Regions from separate parts of the Homo sapiens genome. Here all the other regions are linked to region 3. Evidence: chromatin contacts called from ENCODE Hi-C or POLR2A ChIA-PET data. All regions are on one chromosome and are shown on one strand. Each heading gives the region's core, a stretch centred on a gene start or an enhancer-like site at or near the end of the contact. The rest is flanking DNA. Distances are from core to core; before and after follow the strand shown. Region 1 overlaps TMEM217B (transmembrane protein 217B). Region 2 holds the start of FGD2 (FYVE, RhoGEF and PH domain containing 2). Region 3 has its middle 68 kb from the start of PIM1.

Region 1 (2,700 bases), core at 79-2,578, 120 kb after region 3:
GCGATTCTCGTGCCTCAGCCTCCCAAGTAGCTGGGACTACAGGAGTGCACCACCACACCTGGCTAATTTTTGTATTTTTAGTAGAGACGGGGTTTCGCCATGTTGGTCAGGCTGGTCTCAAACTCCTGACCTCAGGTGATCCTCCCACCTCGGCCTCCCAAAGTGCTGGGATTACAGGGGTGAGCCACCCCACCTGGCCATGTAAGTAGAATCTTATAGCATTTGTGACTGGCTTATTTCTGTTAACATAATGTCCTCAAGGTTCATCTATGTTATAGAATGTGTCAGAATTTTCTTTGATTACTGCATTAAAATAAATAAAAGATAAACTGAAAATATATGAAGAAACAGGAAACCATAGAAAATGACCTAGTGTTACAGGATCTCTGGGGTGTCAATTTTCTGGCCAGAAACCTCTGTGGCCAGCGGCACCTTTGCCTGAGTTCTTGTTCTGTGTCCAAGATGAATGAGGTACACAGACAAGTGAAGGGTAAACAAGATGAAGATGAGCTTTAAGTGTTAGATCAGCTAAAAGGAGACTCGCAGTGGGTAGCTCCGCTCTGTAGGCAAGTCATGCTAATATCTGCTGTTCTCAGCAGGGAGAAGGCCCTGGAGAGGGTTGCTCCTCTATGCAGCTGATAGTCCTGACGTCTCTGCAGGTCTCTGAGGCTCTCAGAAGAGAGGGTAGTTCCTCTCTGTAGCTGGTCCTCCCATTGTCTCCTGCTATCAGCAGAGAGGATAGCTCCTCTCTGCAGCTGGTCGTCCTATCATCTCTCTGCTCTCTTCGTCCTCTAGCCATCCTCTGCCCTGCTCTGGCTAAGCCCAGGTCTTTTATGGACCTCAGAAGGGAGGAAGTGCACGCAGATTGGTACATCGGGGGCCATGGGCAGGCTGGAAGAGGCACCACTTAGGTCTGCAGGACTGGCGGCCTGGCCCCAGCCTTCAGGCTCTCCCTGGCCTGAGGGTGGGGCCTTACTGAGGACCCGCCCCCTTCCACCCGGGAATCGATACGCCTCCCGCTGCCATCCATGGCCCCCCCAGGGCTCGACCCCAACCCGGCTCCGAGATTTGAACTGGTGCCGGGATTGGAGAGAGGCCAGGCAGCGGGAGCAGACATCCGGGAGCCTGCAGGGACGGCAGGAAGCCGGGGAAGGGGGCCTCCTGGGGTCCCCGAGGGTGCAGGCTGCAGAGACGCCCGGGTCCTGCACCTAGGAGGTCCCGCCCCGCTAACTCGAAAGGGGCGGGTCTCCTACTTGTCCCTGGCTCCTGCCTGCTCAGTGAAGTGGGAGGCCCAGGTCTGCAGCCGTGGGTCCTGGCAGCTGCAGCTGCACCTGGGAGGGCAGATCCTGCCTATTCCCGGCCCTCCTCCAAGAGCACAGGGAGGCTTCGATGCACAGCCACAGTTTGGGCAGCTGCAGCCCGCCCAAGAGGGCGGGACTTCTGCCTGCTCCGTAGAGCCGGAGGTGGGGTCTACGGCTTTGGTTTGGGCGGCTGCAGTAGCACCCGGTGAGTTCCCGACTTAACTCAGAAGGGGCCGGGCTTCCACCGGCTCCATGGAGTGTGTAACCCTAGCCGCGCCTCCCTGCTGCAGCTGGAGTGACAGCCGGAGTGATGGTAGCAGCCACTGCCATTACTAGCTGATTTGAAAAAGAACCCAAATAGAATTTCTAGAGATGAAAAACTCAGTATCTGAAATTAAAAATTCAGTGGACATAAATGGTAGCAGGTTGGACACAGATTAAGGAATAATTAGTTAACCAGGAAACAAGATAAATCAGCAGAAATTATCCAGAATGTAGCACAGGGAGACAAAAAGATGGAAAATATGAAGGAGAAGTTAAGAGACATGAAAGACATAATAAGATGTTCTGATAGAGAAAGAGAGATGAGACAAAATGGGGGTAGCATATTTACAGAGAAAATAGCTGAGGATTTGCACAACTGAAAAAAAAACACCAATGCACAGATTCAAGAAACCTAACTGATTGCTAGAAGGATAAATGAAAGAAAATCTACACAAAACATATGGTACTCAAACTATGGAACACCACACACAAAAAGAAAATCTCAAAAGCAGCCAATGGGCTTTTTATTTAAAAGACCAACAGTTATAGACTTCTATAGGAAACAAAAATCCCATGGAATAATATTTTAATTGTGCTACACAAAGCAAAACAAACAAATAGAAACCCCTGCCAACCTAGGATTCTATACTCAACTCAAATATTTTTCTTTTTTTGAGACAGTATCTTGCTCTGTCGCCCAGGCTGGAGTACAGTGGCGTGATCTCAGTTCACCACAACCTCTGCCTCCCGGGTTCAAGCAATTATCCTGCCTCAGCCTCTCAGGTAGCTGGGATTACAAGCGTGTGCCACCATGCCCAGCTAATTTTTGCATTTTTAGTAGAGACGGGGTTTCACCATGTTGGTCAGGCTGCTCTCAAACTCCTGACCTCAGGTGATCTGCCACCTTGGCCTCCCAAAGTGCTGGGATTACAGGCGTGAGCCACTGCACCTAGCCCATTTTTCTTATTTATATATTTATTTATAGAGATGGAGTCTTGCTGTGTTGCCCAGGCCAGAATGGAGTAATGCAATCATAGCTCACTGCAGCCTCAAACTCCTGAGCTCAACAGAGCCTCCTGCCTCAGCCTTTTTTTTTTTTTCTGGAGACAGGATCTCACTCTGTCACCAGGCTGGA
Region 2 (2,700 bases), core at 1-2,500, 97 kb before region 3:
GGGCCGGGAGACCAGGTGGTAAAGGAGGCCTCAGGCAAAGACAACCCAGTGTCCTGGGATCAGGGAGGCCTGGGGATGGAGCAGCAAGAACATGGTCATCCAGGCTCCCAACGAACCTTTGCTGGAACTGTAGGACACCCACTTTTGCTTTGGAAATCCAACTTCTCTTGTATTCTTCCTGGGTGACCTTGGGCAAGTTACTTAACCTCTCTGATTCTGTTTCTTCCTATGTAAAGTGGGGATAGGAATAGTACCTACCTCATGAGGTTGTTATAGGATTAATAAGAAAATACTCATAAGCATGAAAAAGAGTGCATGTTAGCTATTATTATCCTCTGAGTTTCAGGGAGGAAACTGCCCTCCCTTGGGGCAATGAGGTGATGACAGCAACAACTAAAATGAGAGAACCCCAGTGGGGAGGTGGGAACATCACAGTACTCCCTGCCACCCTTACCAGGTTTGTGATTATTTTAAATAAAACATGCTGTTTCCTGGCCAGGCACAGTGGCTCACATCTGTAATCCCAGAATTTTGGGAGGCCGAGGCAGGAGGATCACCTGAGGCCAGGAGTTCAAGACCAGCCTGAGCAACATGGTGAAACCCCATCTCTACTAAAAATACAAATAATTAGCAGGGCGTGGTGGCAGGCCCTGTAATCCCGGCTACTCAGGAGGCTGAGGCAGGAGAATCGCTTGAACCGGGAGGCAGAGGGTGCAGTGAGCCGAGATCCCACCACCGCACTCTGTCTCTAAAGAATAAAAAAGACATTATTTCCTTACAGCTGTGAGCAGGGGCAGATGCAGAAAAGAAGGTGCTGGGAAAGAGGCCAAGTAAAAGCCACTGGACCTTCTGAAGGAGAAAGTGTGGTTGGCTGGAACCACTAGGCCAAGAAACCAGCCAAGGGTCTGGCTCCGGGTGGCCTTTTTTTTTTTTTTTTTTTTTAAGAGACGGTGTCTCACTATGTTGCCCAGGTTGGTCTTGAACTCCTGGGCTCAAGCAATCCTCCTGCTTCGGCCTCCCAAAGCACTGGAATTAGAGGTGCAAACCACTGCACCAGCCCAGACTGGGCTCCAGAAGCTACCTCTGGGCCCTGTTGCCACCTCTTAGGTGGCTTCTGGAATGGGGGTCTACAGGTGTGAAAGGTCAGCCCCCCTGAGGGAGAGGTGGGGCCCGAGCAGGCTCCTCCCACTGCGGGAGTGCTGGCCTTTCCCCTGCAGGGCTGTGGCTCTGGGACCACTTCCTCTTTCTTCACTCTGAAGCCAAGAGCCGACCTTCTGAGCCCTCAAGAAAGATCAGAACAGATTCATGGGTGATTTAGCCTATCTGTCCCAGGCCAGCGTGGCTGAGTGTGCTGGCTGGAGGCCTCTCTCTCTGCTTCGAGGGTAGCTGAGATCCACCCCGGAAACCGGCAGGATGAAGGGGGCAAGTGAGGAGAAGCTGGCATCTGTGTCCAACCTGGTCACTGTGTTTGAGAATAGCAGGTATGGGCAGCTGGGGTGGGAGGGTCACCATGGTGGGCTGGCAGCCACCCTCCAGCCTTTCTGGCAGCTCTCTCCCTGGGCCCTGCCCCGGACCCTCCTCCTGCAGGGGCAGCCCCGCGTTCCTCGGTCACGGATTCCTTGGAGCATGGGAGAGTGTCGGTGGGACACCAGGAGCCAGGCAGGGGTGAGAGTGCCAGTGTGTGTTGGGAGAGTCCAGACAGGTGTGGTTACGAGCAAGCATGGGCAGACCAAAGCCTGTGTGTGGGCACAGGACCCCACCCAGTGCCTGCCAGCACCTCTCAGAAAAGGTAGCTGATACTCACCAAGAATTTACGCCCTATGATTAGGATAACCATATAATTTATCATTCAGCACACAATTGAAACTGAAAGTAAATGCCAAATAAAATGTGGTGGTTGTGGGGGAGGCATTACAGGTAAAGCTGGGACCGTATGAGGCAAACCAGGATGTACGGGCAGCATCCTGATGGGGTACTCCCTACTCTAAGTTCATGTCCTTACTTATTTAATTTAGTCATCGAACAGCCTAATAGGGGTAGATTCTGTTTCTGTTCCCGTCTTATAGATGAGGAAATGGAGACACAGAGAGGTGAGGATGCCAAGTGCTTTAAGTATCTGGGGCAATGCTGGGGCGTCTGTCTGGAGGGAAAAGGCTGGGCCAGATGCGTGGAGTCATTGGTAGCCCTGGGAGCATGTGTGTTTGTGTGTGTGCGCGTGTGTGTATGTGTGTGTTGTGTGTTATGTGTGGCATCAATCCATTCTGCAGGCATTTCTTAAGCTCAGGACTGTGTTAGGGGCTGTCCCAGGTAGGGTTTTCTGGAAATAGACTCAGACAGAGGTTTGCCTCAGGTGATTTATCAGGGAGAGCTTTTGGGAACAACAGCTGTGGGTGTGAGGGAAGCAGGGCCGGGCAGGGGGAGATGCTGAACTGCAGTGCACCTGCCACAGAGGCCTCAGCCTGTCCCAGGGAGCTCTGGAGCTGGGATGCCTCTCGGTTGTTCCAGCTGAGGAAGAGGGCTGGGTATTTGTATCTCCATGTGGACTGGACAAGAGACTCTGGGTGAGGCAGCTCTCTCTTCCAGAGAGTGATTCCCAGAGAGGGACTCAGCCAATAAATTACCCGGCAGCCCCCAGTACTACCAGTAGCTGGTGGGGATGGTGTGGGGAGGCCTCATTCCTGAAGGAGGGACATGGGTGGC
Region 3 (2,700 bases), core at 170-2,669:
CTGCCTTACCAAGCAAGGTTGAATGAAGACTTGCTGTTTGGGTACATAAGACTCCCAAGGCCCTTTAGGAATTTGAAGGAAGGGGACTCCCTTGCACATACATGCTTAAGTCACACCTGTAAGCTCTGGCGTACAGCCTCCGGACCACATGAAACGCTCGATGTGTCCTGAGTAGTCGTCCACTTTCTCTGTAGCCCACCTGTTTGCTTACTGTCACTCAGGCTGTCACTGAATCTCCTCCCCTCCCTAGTCCCAGGAGAGGTTTTACTAGTCTCTGAAGGCCAATCTAAAACAGTTGTTGCAAAGGCAACGCCAGAGGCCTCCCAGGGTGATGACTATGTTGACAAAGATCACTGGCACCTAAATTCAAGCAGGTCTGTAAAACTCTGTCTTGTTCTTTTTTTTTTTTTTTCTTTTTGATATGGTGTCTCACTCTGTCGCCCAGGCTGGAGTGCAGTGGCGCGATCTCGGCTCACTGCAAGCTCTGCCTCCCGGGTTCACACCATTCTCCTGCCTCAGCCTCCTGAGTAACTGGGACTACAGGCGCCCGCCACTATGCTCAGCTAATTTTTTGGTATTTTTAATAGAGACGGGGTTTCACCGTGTTAGCCAAGATGGTCTCCATCTCCTGACCTCGTGATCCGCCCGCCTCGGCCTCCCAAAGTGCTGGGATTACAGGCGTGAGCCACTGCGCCTGGCCTGTCTCGTTCTTCATGGTCAAGGTGGGCCATGACAATGATAACATGGGTCCTGCCTCTTAAAGTTTATATTGTAGTTTAATTGGTGAGCACACACACGCTTAAATGATGAGCAGCTCTCTGGGTGCCAAATGAAATAGGAAAAAGCAAATGCTCCCAAGGTTTAAGGAAGACCAGGTTGGCATAGCTGAGCTGATGAGAAAAGGTGCTGGAAAGACGGGGGGCTGTTAAGGGATGAAGTAGTTAGAGTACGTGGGAGCTGTGGCAAACCTGCATTCTTCCCTAACCCTTCCAAACCAGGTCAGATCCCGGTAGCATCACCACGGTACCCTTCATATCAAGGCTGAATTTCATTTTGGTGATTATCTGATCCGGTGTCTGCCTCCTCCATTTTACAAAGATCTTGCCATTGTGCCCCAGGACAGCGATAGGTGGGCAGAGGCCAGTGAGGACCAGGTCAGGGCGAGGCTGCTGGGAGGGAGAGGCTGAGCCGATCACAAAGACAGTCTGCAGCTTTCCTCCTCCCCCTCCCCCAGGGAGGAGCAGCTGATGTGTTTCAGGAGTGTTCCAATCCAATTAGTGCCCTCCCTCCCCTCCACGGTGGCCCAAGCCACCACTCCCTTCCCCGAGGTGGAGACTGGGTGGGGAGGGGGTGCTGAGGAGGTCTGAACATCCTGACCCAGCTCCTCGTGGCAGCACAGCTGGCTCGCTGCTACTGAGCTCAAGGCTGCTATGACAGCGCTCGTTTCCAGGCGACTGTTCTGGGGAATGCTCTGTTTTGGCAACCAGAGGGCCCCCGGGTAAGGGGGGCCCGCAGGACGCCGCGTCATTTGCATGGCAACCTCCTCCCTCCCCGAGCTGCGCGCTGCTCTGCGGCAGGCGGGCAGCCTGGCCCGGCCGCCCCGGCCCCTCGCCCTCCGCCCAGGCCCGCCTTGCGGCTCCGGCGCGGCGCTGTCACCGCCTTCTCCACACCGGGAGGCGGAGGCTGCACGCAGAGCTAGGGCATTTCCGGAAAGGCTGGTGCCCTAGGGAAGTGGGGAAATGATGCTTGGGGACAAAACACTGAAATGGGGGAGGGGAAATGAAATAAAATCTTTCCAAGCCAGAGTCAAAGTCACATGGCTTGGTAGCATCAAAATGCATTCTGGATAGCAGGGTTGGCTCACAAAATGTTTATTTAGGTGAACTCACAGCTAAGCCCTAGGAGATACTCAGAAAATTTCTTTTGGATCATTACACTGCATGTGTGTGTGAATTTGGGAATGGGAAAAAATATTTCTTACCTAGGCAAATAAGGCAGTGATATTCTTAGGAAATATTTTCAAATTCTTGCAGGGGGACTTGGTGACATTGTATTTTCTGAATTTGTTGGAAGAAACCGAAAGAGAAAATAAATTCCTGGGAGCCTCCCTTCTCTCCTGCATATACCCACCCCACCCAAACCACACACACCAGCACAAGTCCATGATGCCAACTGGGATACCAGGGCTGTGACATGTGGACCAACATTAACTGCCCAAGGACACATGCCCTGGGCTGGAACCTGAGAGGGGGTTGGGCCGGGGCAGGTCACCCCAGCTGAGCGATCACATTTCCCTGGCAGCTGTCCAAGGGGCAGCTCCCAGCTGCACCTGTTTGTGGGGTGATTTGCTTTTATCAGTATTGACACAGCAGCAGGGCCAGGGAATAGCATAGTAATAAATAAATGAGAGAGGGAAAAAAAATAAAAAAAGGCCGGAGCCACCGAGGCGAGGCAAAAATGCTGAGGTCTTTTTTTGCTTGTATGTCAGCGCATTCAATCCAGTTTCCCCACCCCTGAAATCTCTGAGGATCACAGAGCAGGCTTGGCATGGGAACTCTGGGTCTTAAAGAGATAGAATTGCAGAATCAGAGGCATCTTAAGATCCTTTTGTGCCAGGCGTCCCTAACCAGCAGATCTCAGGGTTACTTGCTACCCTCACCTGCCCCTACTGTTTGTCAGGAACCTCAGCAGGAAGGGAGT

Evidence for each region. A loop is a pair of places that touch in the nucleus more often than their neighbours do. ChIA-PET counts read pairs that join two places held with the same protein, here RNA polymerase II (POLR2A). Pooled maps may share reads with other maps.
Region 1: a loop to region 3 is called in a pooled map, with 4 times the contacts of the local background. The contact joins two enhancer-like sites. A Hi-C loop is called at or near these places in 9 of 50 pooled maps. POLR2A ChIA-PET finds 5 or more read pairs at or near these places in 4 of 52 experiments (H1, HEK293, WTC11 and 1 more).
Region 2: a pooled map shows a loop between it and region 3 (2.7-fold over the local background). The contact joins the promoter of FGD2 here to the enhancer-like site in region 3. A Hi-C loop is called at or near these places in 1 of 168 maps with a recorded cell type or tissue (naive thymus-derived CD4-positive, alpha-beta T cell) and 9 of 50 pooled maps. POLR2A ChIA-PET finds 5 or more read pairs at or near these places in 5 of 52 experiments (B cell, H1, OCI-LY7 and 2 more).

Annotation. Positions count from the first base shown.
Region 1 is chr6:37,221,288-37,223,987 of GRCh38, forward strand. All of the region lies in intron 1 of TMEM217B (transmembrane protein 217B), which reads right to left. All of the region lies in intron 1 of TMEM217 (transmembrane protein 217), which reads right to left. Among named protein-coding and RNA genes, the nearest start is that of TBC1D22B, 35 kb to the right of the region's middle. RefSeq lists an enhancer at 609-748 and silencers at 949-1,208, 1,579-1,628. Within about 2 kb of position 1,329, at least 22 of the 41 ENCODE cell types and tissues checked have a DNase peak (open chromatin) inside an H3K27ac peak, as active enhancers do.
Region 2 is chr6:37,004,405-37,007,104 of GRCh38, forward strand. It overlaps FGD2 (FYVE, RhoGEF and PH domain containing 2), which reads left to right and starts at 1,251. Exons shown (of 16, transcript NM_173558.4): 1 at 1,251-1,481. The coding sequence starts at 1,414. RefSeq lists a silencer at 849-1,011 and an enhancer at 1,267-1,396.
Region 3 is chr6:37,101,177-37,103,876 of GRCh38, forward strand. No RefSeq gene overlaps it. Among named protein-coding and RNA genes, the nearest start is that of PIM1, 68 kb to the right of the region's middle. RefSeq lists enhancers at 683-1,290, 1,291-1,898, 2,145-2,194 and silencers at 1,377-1,516, 1,527-1,706. Within about 2 kb of position 1,420, at least 38 of the 41 ENCODE cell types and tissues checked have a DNase peak (open chromatin) inside an H3K27ac peak, as active enhancers do; they include B cell and OCI-LY7, where a contact is called at or near this core.